2 separate regions of the Mus musculus genome follow, and region 1 is linked to region 2. The links are chromatin loops, found by intact Hi-C in ENCODE. Cell type or tissue: gastrocnemius. All regions are shown on one strand. Links, peaks and the distances in the headings refer to the core of each region. The heading gives the core; the rest is flanking DNA. Region 1 has its middle 7.1 kb from the start of Aopep. Region 2 overlaps Aopep (aminopeptidase O).

What was found. A loop is a pair of places that touch in the nucleus more often than their neighbours do. Peaks named below come from ENCODE experiments on the same cell type or tissue, not always from the same donor. Only the 100,000 strongest peaks of a DNase experiment are listed, where the experiment ranks them.
Region 1: a loop joins it to region 2, with 2.4 times the contacts of the local background. A loop is called at or near these places in 6 of 42 quality-filtered maps.

What each region holds. Positions count from the first base shown.
Region 1 is chr13:62,953,623-62,961,960 of GRCm38, reverse strand. No RefSeq gene overlaps it. Among named protein-coding and RNA genes, the nearest start is that of Aopep, 7.1 kb to the left of the region's middle. In gastrocnemius, for the core only: no CTCF peak of the experiment used is centred there; no DNase peak of the experiment used is centred there.
Region 2 is chr13:63,025,989-63,034,326 of GRCm38, reverse strand. It overlaps Aopep (aminopeptidase O), which reads right to left. Exons shown (of 16, transcript NM_001289926.1): 3 at 1,138-1,304. Among named protein-coding and RNA genes, the nearest start is that of Gm46422, 65 kb to the left of the region's middle. In gastrocnemius, for the core only: no CTCF peak of the experiment used is centred there; DNase peaks (open chromatin) are centred at 1,222, 1,826 and 3,495; H3K27ac peaks cover 1,312 bases.

The sequences.
Region 1 (8,338 bases), core at 116-8,115, 72 kb after region 2:
TGTGACCTATGCTCAAGTTCTCTTTTTCCTCCTTTTGGTAGCATTGACTGCATCAACATCAAAGAACCTGCTCTCCATTGAGGAGATCAACCTAATTTATTGCCTTATAGGTTGGAGTTTTAGATTTGTGTCCTAGATGGAGTAAATCTAGGATTGGGGAGCAGGAGGCAAACCAAGGAGAGGGGATAAAATTAGGATGGCAAAGTAGATGTTGAGAAACCTAGAGGAAGAAGCCACAAGAAGGTGTCCCAGGTATCTTGGAAAAGGGAAGCTGTTATGGATCTGCAGGCTTCCACTACATGTGTGCCTCATTTGGAGAATCTTTTAAAATTATCGAGCAGGTCTAAACTTTGCTAATAAAGAAATAATAATGAAACTCAACATATCTAAGTAATAAAATTGTATCAATTTAAAAAATCTTTACTATAAAAAGTAAAAGAAAGGAATGTAACATAAAACCCATAGGGAATTTGGCATCATGTCTGAGAACTAACTATCAATATCAAGTTCGAGAGCTGGGGGGAGGACTTGCTGAGGAAGTGCTTGCTGTACAAGCATAAAGACCTAAGTTCAAATCCAGAAGACATAGAACAAGTCAGACAGGGACTATGCAACTCCAGTGCTGCGGGGAGGCAAAGACAGGATTGTTGGTGCTTGCTGACACCACGTCTAGCTCCAGGTTCAGAGCAAGACCCTGCTTTGAAGGAATAAAGCAGGACACTGGACGTCCTTCACATGGTTCCGCACCTGTCTGTGCAGTATGCACACTGCTGTCGCCACCGCCACCGCCACCGCCACCGCCACCACCACCAACAACAACCTTGTTTGATGGAAGTAATTTTAGTTCTCAGTGGATTCTCCAGTTTCCTCATCAGAAACTTTGACTCTAACTTGGCTTTCAGGCTTCCAGAAAGTAGAAACATATACAGTGTAAAATGGAGGGCCTTGTTCCTAGGAAGACAGGACCTACGAAAACTTAGTAAAGAGACATGAGCAAGTTCTTCAGGTCGGATGCCAACTTGCAGCTCCACAAGTTCTCTCTGAGAAGTGGCAGGTGGCCTAGCTATGCCGATCGAAACAGGAGTGGGAAGTACATTAAAATACCATTCCCAGAATTCTTGATAGCCATTTTCAAATTCTCATGTATGGAGTCAAATAGCATGTTACATGTTTGCTCTGTTCCCATAATGAATCAAGCTAATATGTAGAAATGTTGATTGAGGGGCGTGATTCATCATGCCTTCAGCCTTGAAGCAGAATGAGACAGGCTGTCTGTCTGTAATGTCTCCACAAGGGCTCCTTGAGTGGTCAGCATGCCTGCCTGCAGAGGGATGTTGGTGACCAAGGGAAGGAGATGGAAGCAAGCTTCCATCCAGCTTCTAGCTATTTGTGGACCTCGCTCGGTAAGGAGTCATAGCTTTTCAGCAAAAGCAACTTTAAAATGGCTGTCCCCCACCTCGTTAGTTATCCCTGTTCTCTTCATTCCAATTCCATATCATTAAAGGAAGGTGATTAGGACCACTCTAGCTTGTGTGGTCAGGAGACAGGTCCCATGACTAATTCTGACTGCTGAGTCCTCTTCTTTAAACAAGCATGGGGAAATGAAGCTTCCCGAGTCTTAACAGTTTATTGCCAGGGGTGTGAAAACAACGTCTAACCAGCAGACAAATAGATTCTCACGCTAATCGCACATGATTTCTGGGCAATTGGCGGCATAGGACACAGCAACAAGAGAATGTTGGCTGACAGAGAAGACAAAGATAAATCCTGGTGGTCTGTATCCGTCGCAGCTTAGACTCTTCGGATGAGATGAGAGTCTCATGTTAGATGTCTTCGAACTTGAGTGTGTGCAGCTGTGGTATTTGTTGACAAATGACTCTAGCAAAGCAGCTTACACCATGGAGACCTGTTGAGCACTGGAACATTGCTGTGTTTTTTCTCATGAACTTCAGTTTCTTTTAGTTCACAAAAATATGGCTCAAGGATATGCTCTTCATTTGTACGTGTATGGGAGGCATGTTCACGTGTGTGTGTGTGTGTGTGTGTGTGTTCGTTAGTGTGCATGTGGGTACTTTTGTGTGCATGTTCATTTGCACTTGCAGATGGACGCTAGAGGCTGGTATCCCGTATTTTTCTTCATGACTGTTTTCTGAGGCAGAATCGCTTGCTGAACCAGAGCTTTCTGATTCCTTTTGTCTAGCTAGCCAATCTTCCCCCATCTCTGTCTCCCAAGTGCAGAGATTATAGGTGGGCCACCGGCACTGGTCAGCTTTTTATGTGAGTGCTGGGAACCTCATGCTTGCACCGCAAGTGTTTTTATGCACTGGCTATATCCCCAGCCCTGGAAAACAATTTTTACTCTCATGTCCTAAAAACAGTCAGCCAAGGAGAAAGAGGACTCTTCTCTGTCTATGCTAACCTTCCTCCATTTCAGAGGAAGGAGCCCCGTGCTAAGGCTGCATGTGGAGCAGACTGGAAGAACATCCTTCAACTTTCTGCTTAGAAGTGACCCTATATATTAAAACCTCATTTTGTTTATTGCTGCCAGATGAGTTTTAGAAAGCAAGGGGATTTGGTGTAGAGTCACACTGTAGAGGCTCTCGGGAGATTCTTTTGGACACAGATTTTAAGATTGAACCCTTAATGTGTCCTGTTTTCCATCAGTGTTTGGTGGTTTTGTTCAGAGAGCCATTCTCATAGTTCTGTGTTTTGTTTTAGATGAAATAAAGCAAGAGCATCATCACCAAACCACTTTGTTTACTGGGACGCAGGGGAAAGATCTGTGTCCAATACACAGTCTGTCATCTTTCATGGAGGGCAGCGAAGATCATGTCTTTAAAAGATAGTGATAAGTAAGAGGAACTCTGAGGACTGAGCAATGTTCCACACCACTAATAAACAGCTAAGGATAAAAATTACAGAGCCAACTTTTAATGTGATAGTCATAACAGAATATTTATATTCTGTCATTAACTCCTTACTGTAGGAATGGCAGGGACCTGAAACCCACTTCATGCTAGTAGCCTCATGGACGATGTGTGACAATGATGGACATATGGACCCAGACAGGGAGAAGAAAAAATCCTATCCTACAGAGGACTGGCCCCAGTGGTGGAAGGCTGGATTAGTCTGTAAAGCATTCCTGGAGAGACAGCACACACAAAGCTGCAGAGTCCAAAAAAGAAGCTTGCCAATAGCAGAGTAGGAAATCCAATCAACATTAGGGACAGGTATCTCATGTTAAAAATATTGACCCTTTCTCCTGAAAGTAATGAGTTCTCTCTCAGCAGGGGAACAATCGGAATGAAACATATTCTTTCTAGATTATAAAGTGCTGACCTTATACACCAATCTAAAAGGCAGATGCAGTGGCAGCCCCATAGATATAGCTTGACGGACACTCACCACTTGTTCTAGCCACACAGAACAAGAAGGCATTCTTATAAAATGGTCAGATTGGTGCTTAAAATGGAAACAGAACTTCACAGCCCTTATACATTCTTGATACCCCTTGGCACAGAACAGCCCCTGGACCGGTAGTAGCAGCAATATGCATTGCCCCAAGTGAACAAAGCAAAGCCTACAGAGATTAGGTGGCACTGTTTAGTGTCACGTGAAATGACCTTCAACCAATGAGAACTTGAGTTGGGAAGCAGGGAACCAAACCTTCTTACCCCTCATCCAGATAATTCTCAGATGTGAGGCATAAAGTCTCCCCAGAATCTCCGGCAGGTTGGTGCCCAGACTTCCTACAGAGGCAAACTAACCATTTCGTTACCTTGTTGGCTTTATCCTTCCTTCATATTTAGCATAACTTCTCTCACATTTCTCACTTGCCATGGGTCTTCCTGGAATAAATTATGTCTCCAGACATACGTTCTTTCCACCCAAACTCATGCCCCCAGGTCTTCTTTTGGGAGCAGGAAACACAATTATCAACAGCTCTGAACCAATACAGTCTGCTGCTTCAATTCACAGAGCTAGGAGAATTTCCAAGCAAATCCCTATTGTTGGTTGGACTTAATGAAGATTTAATGGGTACATAGCCCTGTCCCAGTAGGTGCAAAGGAGCCACTTATGACATTTGAGGGGGGGTGTTCACTACTTTGGACAAAGTGACAACTCCAAAGAGGCAATACAAATAGCTGACAAAAAGAAAAAGATGACAGTTGTGTATGCAGGTGGCCATTGTGTATACACGTGACAGCTGTGTATGCAGATGGTCATTGTGTATACAAGTGGCCATTGTGTATACAGGTGGCCCTATTTGAGGATAAGATCCCACAATGGTGCTTATTTCCTCATATATGACTCTCCCGGGATATTAAATGTGTCTGTCAAGGAAAATAATGGCATACTATTAAGAATTAGTAATACACACTTTCCGATGACATTATCCTATTAATTCTAGTTTTATCTAGTTGAACACAAATGCTGTCCAGTGTTTGGATGATTTATCAAGATACAGACTGAAGCCAAATCCCTAGCTGAAGTCATAAAGAATTTCAACATCTTTCATTTCACATTTTCTGTTTAAAAGGCCGGAATCCTGGCAAACTTATCATGGTTGGACTTTACGCCTCAAATTATATTTTGAACACAAAGTCTACTCCTTAAAGAGCAGCTTAATCCCATGGCTTTCTTTTAAAGCAGAGCCTGTGACCCAGTGTAGATGTTTACCTGCATTTCCAGCCTTTGTGGGCAGAGTAAGGATTCTTTCTATAGGAATCAGTGCCCCAAATTCATGTTGAAATTTGTTTCCCAGGGTAACAATGTGGAGAGGTGCTGGGATTTTTTATGAGGTGTTTGGGTCTCATGGGGCTCCATCCTCCTGAAAGCATTAATGTTAATCTTGCAGGAGTAAGTTACTTCCTGTGGGAAAATGTCGGTTATCATGAGAGTAGGTTATGAAACGAGCACAGCTTCCTCTGCTCTCTTGCACTCCCACAAGATCCTCTCTGCCTCTCCACAGAGTGTCGATACAGTATGAGGCCCTCACCAGACAGCAACCAGATGCCAGTGTGGTGCTCTCCGACTTCCCAGCCTCTCGGATAGTGGTGAGGCAAGATAAACTTCCTTTATAAACTGCCCAGTCTGTGACATTTTCTTCTTATAGCAATGGCAAACCGACATGTCAACTTTCAGGAAGAAGAGTCGACCGACGGCTGATGGAAGTCGTCCTCTCTATCCCGGCCCTAGATTTCCACTGCTTTCCAGGCTTTGTTAAATAAAGTCACCTAGAGACAATTAAAATCACAACTATATAATTTGGTTCGTGTGTGAACAGAAAACTCTAGAACGTACCGACACACCGCGACCATTTCTGAAATTACTTGACACCAGAGCTCCACAGAAGCATAACGCAGAAGGCATAGCGGGGGCCAGCAACGTAAAATCAGCAGTTCTGAGGCAATATACAGCCTCCTCCAAAATCCGAGTTGTCGAACGGAAGAGAGAGTGGTGGGCAAGAAGAGAGACAAGGACTGGTCATGGAGATGCTTGAGAGAAGGGGTACTGAGAAATGCTAAAACTTGCTAGAGCAGTAGTTCTCGACCTTCCAAATGCTTCAACCCTCATGTTGTGATGACTCCCAACCATACAACTATTTTTGGTGCCCCTTCATAACTGCAATTTTGCTACTGTTATGAGCCACAATGTGAGTATTCTCGGAGACAGGTTTGCCAAAGCGGTCACAGGTTGAGAACTACTGTGCTAGAAATAGCTTCTGTTAGCACTACATCATTGCGAGCATGCTCTCCCATGAAGCCAACTGATCTTCGCTCAAGTTTCCAAAACAATGGACTGAGAATGAATGACTTCACTGAGTGTTGAAAACCTGTGGGGATGACAACACCCTCTAACAAATCAGTACAGAGAATTGAGTAACGAGCCAGCACACTGTCACTACCAATTGGATGCACAGCAATTCCAAGCTTTTATTTCCTGTCGTGATGAAACATGGCAAGTGTTGAATTGTCGTGGGCTAGATAAGCAACCAGCACATCTCTCTCTCTCTCTCTCTCCTTACATCGCTCTTCCCATGAGCTTTTATTTTATCCTCCTAATGATGCAACTGTTCTTCTAGTGGAAAACCAATCCAAACCAAAAAACCAGGTTGCCCTCCCCTGTACTGGATGACAGTGCCTGACAGGACTAACTACGATCCTGCCCCTTCCACCCTGTATACAATGCCATGCTTCTGAGCCAGAATTTACTTTCCAAAACAAACTGATCATGGTTTAGAAGACACACAACACACTTCACATATCCAAAGTATAAAATGTTATGTCTGGCAGTCAACATACCTGATACCCTGCTGTCACCCTAGAGGCTTCACTCGTGTCTCTTGGTAATCCTATCACACGCCCTCCTTCCCAAATGACCAGTTCTTTAAATGGAATGGTAAGTTATGTATATAATCAAGACTTTCAGGTCTGCAAGGTGGCTTAGTAGTAGGCAACCCTTGCTGCAGAAGCCTAATGACCTGAGTTCAGTCCTCATACACACACACACACACACACACACACACACACACACACACATAAGATTTTCATATAAATGGAATCCCATTGGTGACATGTATGCTGAAACCTTTGTCCACTCTCTGTTGGGTTGTTCTCTTATTACTGAGTCTGAGGATTGTTTTTCTTATATATTTTGTGAACTAGTCTTTTTTAATCACATACATGCCTCCATCTCTGTGTCTCTGTCTCTCTGTGTGTGCTGTCTCTGTCTCTCTCTGTGTCTCTTTCTCTCTCCCTGTCTCTCTCTGTCTCTGTCTCTCTCTGTCTCTGTCTCTCTGTCTCTGTCTCTCTCTCTCTCTCTCTCTCTCTCTCTCTCTGTGTGTGTGTGTGTGTGTGTGTGTGTGTGTGTGTTGGGGGGGCACATTGACAGCATGCATGTGGTGGCTGAAAGATAACTTGTGCGAATCAGTTCTCTCTTTTCCAGGATGTGGGCCCTGGGATTGACAACAAATCATCAGGATTGGTGACCACAGTTGCCCCTCCCCCTCTGACCAAGCTATTTTGGTTGCTCCTTTTCCTTTCCAGTTATTTAAATATTTTCAACAAGCTTGAAAGTGATGAGTATACTGATAGTATATGCACCGTATTTTGAACCATACTGTAAAAGAGCATTACACATAGAGTGTATTAAGGATATATAAATAACAAATCTCATGCAAGGAAGAAATAATGAGTTCTGAAAAAAGTTTTTTTTTTTTTTGGAGAGGGGTGAGTTTTGGAAACAGGGTTTTCTCTGTGTAACCCTGGATCCTGGATGTCCTAGAACTCAATCTGTAAGCCAGGCTGGCCTTGAATTCAGATATCTGCCTGATTCTACCTCCTGAGTGCTGAGATTAAAGACATATATCACCACCACCAATTGAAATTCTTAATTCTTAAAAATGAATAAAAATAAGAATATAACCATCAGGAGGCCTTACTGGGCTCTGCTGTACCCGTATGCTCTGAGACAGACACCTCAGCAGGAACACCAAATTCATTAACACTGCTGACAGGAATGGGAGCCCGAAAAGTCACTAAGCGAACCCCATCATCTCAAGACACAGCATCTCAGATTGGTAAATCGTGACCAAGCTAGTCTACTCTTAAGTCTGATGACTCCTACTTTCCTAGGTAGCTGGAAGGCGACATGGCACAAAGCTCTGTCTCCCATACTTAGGTAGAGGCAGGAAGCCCTAAGAGATTCCACCCATTTAGGCTGTAGATTGACACCCTGTCTCAAAAATCACAAATGGTTAAATAACAGCGAAAGTCAGGAGGCAGCGTGGCCGGGCCAGCTACTTTTTTTAAACAAAAAACAAACAAACAAAAAACCCAACTTTTTAACATCTCTCACAATGTATATTTTATTTTTCTTTAAAAAAAAGTCTTGTAAATACAAGTATTTTAATAGAGTTGTTTTCCTCAGTAAAATCGAGCCCTTTTCTCTTGTGAAGAAAGCTAAATAAGAATTTCAATAAGATTGAACCATATAAATATGGAAAATACCCTCTGTTAATTAACTGACTAACCTGTTGTGATTCTCAACATCTCAGAGCTCCAAGAACAAGGCGGTCAGGTTCTGCACGTGGAAATAAAAGATGTGAAATTTCTTCCCTATGACATTTGAGGTGTATTCAAAAGTGTCTGTTGTGTTTTTGAAATTCAGATTTAATTTGACAACTTATATATTTACCCAGCAACCTTACCCAAGGAATACTGAGACTCATAGAAATTGCTGGAATGAAGCACTAGGCAGGAAGAGGGCTAGAAAGGTTTTGTTTACTTATACCAGTGGAGGGGGCCCACAGTTGGACTCAAGATGCTGCTAGGGT
Region 2 (8,338 bases), core at 37-8,036:
TACAAATATGCCCTGTGTTCATGTATAAATACATTATCTAAAGGTTCTACATTTAAAAATAAAAACGTTAAGCTTAAGAATTTGGTACATATGCAACAAATCTGACCTATGATGAAGCCAATGTCACAAATCAGAACAGATAAAGTCAACAACACTGTAGCATTAAGTAAGACGGCACGATATGGAAAATACTGTGGGCCGCATAGCACAGCCTAGACACACTCAGCTCAGACCCAGCTACTCAGTGATCCATTCAACCATCTCCTTGGGAACATACTGCAACTGTATTGATAACAGGAAAATGATCTGCTGATCAAAATATCCACCAATGTGAAGGTCTGTCGGTTACTGATATACTCAGACAATAAAACAATTGTATTTTTTAATGTACACTACGAGCAAGAAAAGTAGATTATACTGTTGCACAACCTTAAAGACCATTTAGTACCTCTTGATACACATGGCTCTTAAGTACTGGGGATAATGCAACACGTGAGCACTCATTCTTTCCAAAATTATTTCATTTTGGTTTTTGACTTTTTGTATATGTTCAAGTTGTTCTGATAAGCATGTAGGAGAGTACCCCATGCAATACATTAAGAATAAGTGTTGTTGTCTGGCATCAGCATGCTGAAGACATCAAATGGACTGTGGTGAATGAACAGGCAAGCACCTCACAACAGATCTGGGTGGTGTGCTGGCTCTTGCCACCGTTCTTCTGACACACCCTGGATTCAGACTTCCAAGCCCAGCAAGTTGGCTAGCCTACGCACTACCTCTTATAAAAACACAACCACATACAGATGCCATGTCCAAACCACACACAGCTCAGCTATGTGTTTCCATGACACACTTGCCTGTCCAGGAAGTCTTCAACCAAGACCACCCACTTTTGCTCCACAAACCATCATGTAAAAGTGGAGTCATCTGTGAATTGATAACTTTGGCTTGGGGAATCTGGAGCCCCCATGTCCAAGTTCCCCAGTGCTCCTCCCAACCCCTGTGCGTTCTCTGGTAGGGTTTTTCATCCAACCCCACCAGAAAAGCAGCTCCTTAAGAGACTGTAGCTCAGCCGATGGCTCCTTGGATCCCGCTGTGTGCGTCACACCCAAATAAGAAAGAACACGTGTACTGTACCTTCTCGAAGTGGTGTGGGCTTGGCAGAATTTTCTCCACTCATTAAAACAACAAAAGATGCAGCTGCTCGAACTGTAGCCTGCCATGTTGACATGGCAACGGGTGGTTCCTGGCATGGAAAAAGGGCCCTGTTGTTGATGGGGGATCCCATAGTATAAACACATGGCCTGCAGAAGAAAGACAGAGAAGGGAAGACTTTAAAATGAGTTGCCTGCCATTTATCTCTCTACCAAGGCAGGGAGGTTATCTTGAGCTTTCCAAGTAGAAACATTTGAGGCTTTATAGCTGACTCTTTCATTTCACATACTGAACTGAATTCAAGTGCCTGCTCTGTCAATAGCTCAGTGGTTATTCCTCACAAATGAACCACTTAACTATGTGAAAAGGCAGGTGTGTGTGTGTGTGTGTGTGTGTGTGAGCTAAGAGAAAAAATTGGATAAGGTTTTAAATACTATTCTGCAAAGTTATAATTTATGCTTCCCTTAGGCCTTCTGCCTTCAAAGGGAAAAGGCTTCAGAGACATTCTTACAGACTTTTTGGAAAGTATTTTGGAAAAGAAAACATGGCTGGAGATCTCTGCGATTATTAATCTTGGAAAAACAAGCGGTGGTCTCAAAGCCAGTGCTGGCAGGCAGACCAACCCCTTCCTCCCCAGTCGTGGAAACCGCCTTCTCAGACAGAGCCCTTGTGGGGATCCTTGTGTAGAAGCCAAGAACAGGGCTTGGCACAAACAGGACTGCAGAGGTCACAAAAACCAGGCTTGTGATGGGAAGGCCACAGGAACATGCTCATTACCAAAGCCAGGTACAAAACCAACAGCATGAGTTAGAACTCAGTCGCTCCAAGTACTAAACCATCCCACACCAAGCAGGCTCCCTTTTGATGGTTAAGTCATGGTAGACAGAGATGACAAAGACCTGCAAAATCAGAGGAATCCATTCTCACACCACAGAGAAAGCATGACACTGACTCCTGGGGGAAACAATTTAAGAAAAGAAAACTATTTTCCTTTAATTAAGGCAAATGTTGATTAATCAGCTTGACTTACAATGTTAATGAACCAGCTACTAGTTCTTACACTTGAAGACAAGAACGGTTTCATTGACATCATTATGATTGAACATTAATCTGTCTGTACAGTGTAGGAAAGAACACAGAGGATGATGGTTTTCCTCTTTCATCAAGGCTCAATAAAGAAAAGATAAGCCAGGGTAGGGTCTAGCAAGCAGAGATAATACAGAGAACTGTTATTCAAAGAGTAGAGTGGAGAAACAAAGCGGGGGACAGTGAGGCACTCCAGAGACCAGTCACAGCTCAGCAGCTACGGCTCCCAAATTGGAGGAGCTGCAGTTACAAAGGCAGGGGTCACCTGGAGACAGGGCAGAGTGTCCAGTAGGAGCTGGGACCACAGAGGTGACTCATACTCTAGGTGTCAGAGGGAGTGGGGAGGAGCAGAATGCGTGGTTTTGCTCTGATCTTCCACCAATCAAATTTGGCCAGAAAACAGCAGGTAGGAGGGCCGCACAAATGTGGCTCCTTACCACTCAGAGATTTTAAAGCAGAATGTGGGTCTCAGGGCAGACACAGGCTGCAGCACACTTACACGGTACAGGTGTACCCACTCCATGGCTTGACAGGAGGCAGGGAAAGATCAGAGCCAAAGCTCATTACTAACAAACCAGGCATGGCAGCACAGACTTGTAGCTCCACCCTACACTGAAGAGGTGGTGACAGCTAGAACAGGGGGTTCACAACCAGTGTCAGCCACACACCAAGTCTGAAGCCAGCCTAAACATATACCATACCCAGGTGGCCTACCAAATTAGGATATGATGAGCAGTAGGGTTGTTTCAGCCTTTTACTGGTCATGGGTAAAATGAGGGGGGGGGGGAAATGTGGGTCAGTTAGTCTTTGGTTCTATATGTCAAGCTTTTAGATCTGAAATTAAAGGGGGGCATTTCTATGTGAGGCTCGGAGCATTCCATCAATTTCAATGAATTCTGAATCCATTCTCTGGTCCCATTGGATTCCTAATTGACTCTACCTCCTTTTAGCCGTCCAGCCTCAGGCTGCTTCAGACCCTAATGAGGAAGGTTGTTAGTGCTTACTTCTTCCCAGGTGGGACAGTGATGGCCAAAGATTCCTGTTATTAGCTCAGATTGCTTATCCAAGTGGGGTCAAAAGAGAGTCAGCTCAGAAAATTCTACCTATTGGGAGTGGGTTTATCCCCTAAAAGCCCCCCTTTTAGAGGAAGATTCCATGCAGGAAAAAAGCGGCATGCAAAGGAGCCTACACCCACTACCAACTGGCAGGTCAAAATCCTGCTTGTCACTGGCAGATACCCAAGAACAAGGCTTCCTTTCCAACCAAAGTAGAATGGACCCTGAAGCTTTTCTTGTTCAGGTGCCTAGAAGCTTCCTTCAGAGCCATGTGCACCTGTAACTTGTGTGGAACACTCCTAAGAGTGCATCAGCCTCGTATTTTGATGTGATGGCTAACATGCACAGAACAAGTCAAATGTCTGTGCTCTTGGCTCAACTGACTATTGTAATTCTGGTGTGACTTGGACAGTCTTCTATCATCAGTGGCTGGCTGGCTAGTTCCCAAGGCATCCTCTATCAGCCTCCATACAGTGCCGTAAAAACAACCAGGTTTGAGATGAAGGCACATCTAAGAAATAATATGGAGGCAGTTATTTTTATTTTGTATGCATATTTGTAAGCAAAAGTGTGCGTGCGTGTGCACAGATACCAGAAGACATCTCCACCTTACAAGCAGCATCTCTCACTGACCTGGAACTCATCACACAGGGTAGGTGGCTGACCAGTGAGGTCATCTCCCTTGTCTAAATGCTGGGATTACAAGTGTGCACCACTATGTCTGGTATTTAACATGAATTCTGAAGCCTGAGTTCAGGGCCAGAATTGGGATTAACTGAGGTATGTGTTGAGAGGGGAAGGAAGAGGGAAGAGCTCTCAGAGGCAGGAATGGCTGAGCTGCCTCTCTCCAGGAGCTCCAACTCCTGCCACCACTCATAGCTACCTCCCAACAGTACTAAAGTCGACCTCTGACCAACTGCAGAAATTATACCCTATCACTTCTGAGATTTGTTTTGAGACAGGGTCTCCCTATCTAGCTCTCACTATGTAAACCAGGCTGGTGACCTTGCAGCAATCCTCCAGTGTCTGCTTCCCATGATGGGGTTACAGCTGTGAGTCATGGCATTAGGCTTAAGGTTTTTTTTTCCCTTCATCCCGATCATTTACTGGAGATGGGGAAGGTTGTAGGGGTGGGGATGATAGACCCAGTGGCTAAAATGAGAACTAAGGAATTCTAGGGCCAGACTTTAATGGTACACCCTTATAATCCTAGCACTTGGGATGTGAAAGGAGGATTAGAAGTTCAAAGTTTTCTTCAGCTACACAGCTTGGAGGTGAATCTCAGTCAGAATTCCAACAAAATAAGAAAGAAACTCTTCCATTCACTGAATTGCAAAATACCATGTTGTGCCTTCACTATCTACTTCTAGGCATTGTGTTCTATAGTCTGGCCAGGTCCCTACCACTCACCTCCTCCCAATATCCTCATTATATTCTATTATTTTTACCTTTTTGTTTTTAGAGGGTGAAAGGGTTGATCTGAGCCAGAGTCTCCTCTGTAGCCTAGGACAGCCTTATTCTCTTGCATCCTCCTCCCAAAGGCTGGACTACACTCTATCAGAGGGGCTGGTCCCCAGTGCCCTTCCCTCCTGCTTCTTTACACGCTTGTGTATCTGTTCTATAGGCCTAAGATGCGCTCTCATTCTGACATTCTTCTTGCTATCTAGAGCTGGAACTTCAAAGATGTACATCAAGTCATCAACCTGAAAATCACATCCAAAAATACAACGCATCAGCTGCGCTTGTTTGGTTTTTGATTCCTGGAAAGTTTTCACGTAGTCTCCATGAACACTGGAGAATCCCAGGTACAACTTCTGTCTGTTTTTTGTTTTTGTTTTTGTTTTGTTTTGTTTTGTTTTTGAGACAAGTTCTCACTATGTAGCTCAGACTGGCCTCAGAATATGTGTCAATCCTTCTGTCTTGGCACTCCAGTACTAGAATTACAAGTATGAACCACCACTGCCAGCTAATAATTCTTGAAGCTGCTCACTTTCTTTCGCACTCCCCAACCCCTGCCTATTCCTCTCGGCATCTTTTCTCAGCTGCAGGTTCACTCCTCCCTCCCCAACATGTTCAAACCAAAGGCCTTTGATCTTTTACAACCTGGTATCCTTATGCATATCTCACAGCATAATGCAAATACAAATAAAAAACAATTTAAAGTTGGGTAACTGTATTTGCAGAAATTAAAGCTCTATCCTTAGGTTGGTGCTCTGATGAAATGTGGGCATTGCTAGCAGGTAGAAGGTACATAAAGATGAATGCACAGTCATGCTGTGGTATTCCCTACAATAACTCATAACAAAGATGGCTCTTACCCAATGAAGGCCAAGTCCCTACTAACCAACCCTTCACTGAGAGGAGGAAAATCAACATGTATTTATAGGCAGACTACAGAGTATCTGGATATGTAATCACAGAAATAAATGGATCTGTGTTTACTGGACAGGCACAGCCTTGCACCTCACCTTTGCTGACATGCTTACAGGATGGATGTACAGGTGCCAGCCTGAGTTTCTCCGATGCTTATAACTCCATTACTCCCAGATCGAAGGATTCCTTCTAGCACACAAAGAAAAACATTCTCTCCCTGGGGCTCATCTCAAAAGCCTTGGGCAACCAACCCTCCTGGGAGATCGCTGGGAGCCCAGGCAGGCTGCACAGTCATGGAAATAGGATGAAATTGAAAATCAGAGGTAAAGAGGGTGAGATGCATTGAAAGGCAGGTCCATGGCTTCATACCTGAGGAAGAACCTGTCAGAATAGTTGCTTAGAGTCCTGGCTAAGGAGCTCTGTATTCATGGAGTAGGCAAACAGAGCTGAGCAACTAACTCCAGCACGCTTCCTCTTCACCTTAAAGAACCATCATAATGGAGAATCGTCAGGAAACTGCTCCAAACCACGCACTCTCTTTTTCTGCTGATTACTATACAGAACGGCCTTCTCAGGAGAGAAGGGGGCGATTTCTGGTTTTGAAAGATTCCAACCTCACCTCTTTTCAACATGGTAGTCTTTGTCAGAGGCTTTGATCAGCAACCAGCAGCTAGAGAGCTATAAGTGGGAGATAGTTGGCAGCCTGAAAGGCCAAATCCGCTGTGTGGCTTCATGGGGCTTTTCTGAGATGGGGCAAATGGCTGGCTAGGGAATCACAAAAGCTGGTTTAGGGGTTACAAACACGGGAGTTTAGCTAGAACCATCTAGAAGTTTCCATGGGTTACAAAGTGTCCAGGCTTCCAATTTACTTCCACCTATTAATTTGCACTTAATATTTTTACAAGTTTGTGTTTTAAAGAAAACTGTGATACAGTTTCCACTACAGTAAGCAAAATCCCTGCTTTCTTATGCCACACATGGAGACCCAACATTTCCAGTACAGGAAGTGCCGCCAACAATGGGCTCCTCCTTTCCTCTCATAGTCCATTTCATTACATCATTACCAAATCCAGAACTCATCAATATCATCTAGACAGCAAGTCTAAAGACATCATTATTTTGAAGTGGACAGGACTTATTCAAGGGCAAAGGCAGGCTTTGTCACTTGGGAGCTCCTCCTGATGTCAGGCGGGAAGGTGGAAATCCTGTCATGGAATCGTCTCACCTTACACATGAAGAAATTAGGCTCTGGTTGTAAATAACTTTACCACAGTTGCCTGTTGTTGGCAGCATGGCAGCACCAGCACTCAGAAGCATCTGGGTTCTTCCCTCCAATTTTACAACAGACTACACTCTTCAGTTACATAGGCCACTGTTTTCTGTTGATATTAGATTTCCTCTCTCTCTCTCTCCCCCTCCGTCTTTCTTTTCCTTTCCCTTTCCCTTTTTTTCCCTTTTTCTTTTTTCCCTTTTTTCCCCTTTTCCCCCCTTTTCCCTCTCTTTCTTTCTTTCTCTCTTTCTTTCTTTCTTTCTTTCTTTCTTTCTTTCTTTCTTTCTTCCTTCCTTCCTTCCTTCCTTCCTTCCTTCCTTCCTTCCTTTCTTTCTTTCTTTCTTTCTTTCTTTCTTTCTTTCTTTCTTTCTTTCTTTCTTTCTTTCTTAATGATTTTAGCTAGGTGTGGTGGTGCATACCTTCAGTCCTTGGGAGGCCAGGTTGGTCTGCCAGGACAGTCAGGGCTATGTAGAGAGACCCTGTCTCAAAAACAGATAAACAAAGGTTTGTATTTTAAATTTAGAGATAGAATCATCTCCCTGTGACTCAAGTTAACCTTGAACTTACAAAGACCTGTCTTCCTCTGCCTTCCCTGTGCTGGGATTATAGGTGTGCATCATAGCTGACAGGATGTTCTCTTAAGAACTGAAACCTCAAACTATAAAGTTTCTGTGGGTGCAAAGGACATTATCAGCCCAGTGAAGAGGGAGTCTAGAGAGTGGGAAAAATATTTATCAGCCATCCATATGATAGAGGGTGTCTATAACATACAGAGTTAAAAACAAACAAATAAAAAACAATGGCTGATATTGCATAGTTAATTATATAACTATATAAATATAAATGTATAATTATATAAATATTACATATTTACTATTCTTGGCCACCAGAGAAATGCAAATTTAAACTACTTTGAGGTTTCATCTTCCCCAGTTAGAATAGAAAGAAAGAAGGAAAGAAAGAAAGAAAGAAAGAGAGAAAGTAAGCCAACAAATGTTTGTGTGAATGTGGGAAAGAGAATACTTCCTCATTGCTGGCAGGAGTGTAAACAGCGTGGAGGTTCCTCAAAGAGCTAGAAATATATCTACCATATGATCAAGCTATAACAGTCCTGGGAATATTCCAAATGACTCTACATCCTACAAGAGAGATACCTGCTCATCACTGTTCTTTGCTACTCTAATCACAACAGCCAAGAAACAGAAACAACCTAAGTCCAGCCATAGATGAGTGGATAATGAAAATGTGGTTCACAAATATAAAATAGAATATTATTCAACTGTAAAAAAAATAGTGAGATTTGCAGGAAATGGATGGAACTGGAAATAATCTTTCAGAGGCAACCCAGACACAAAAAGACAAGATCCACAGGTTCTCTTATATGTGGATACCAGACTTG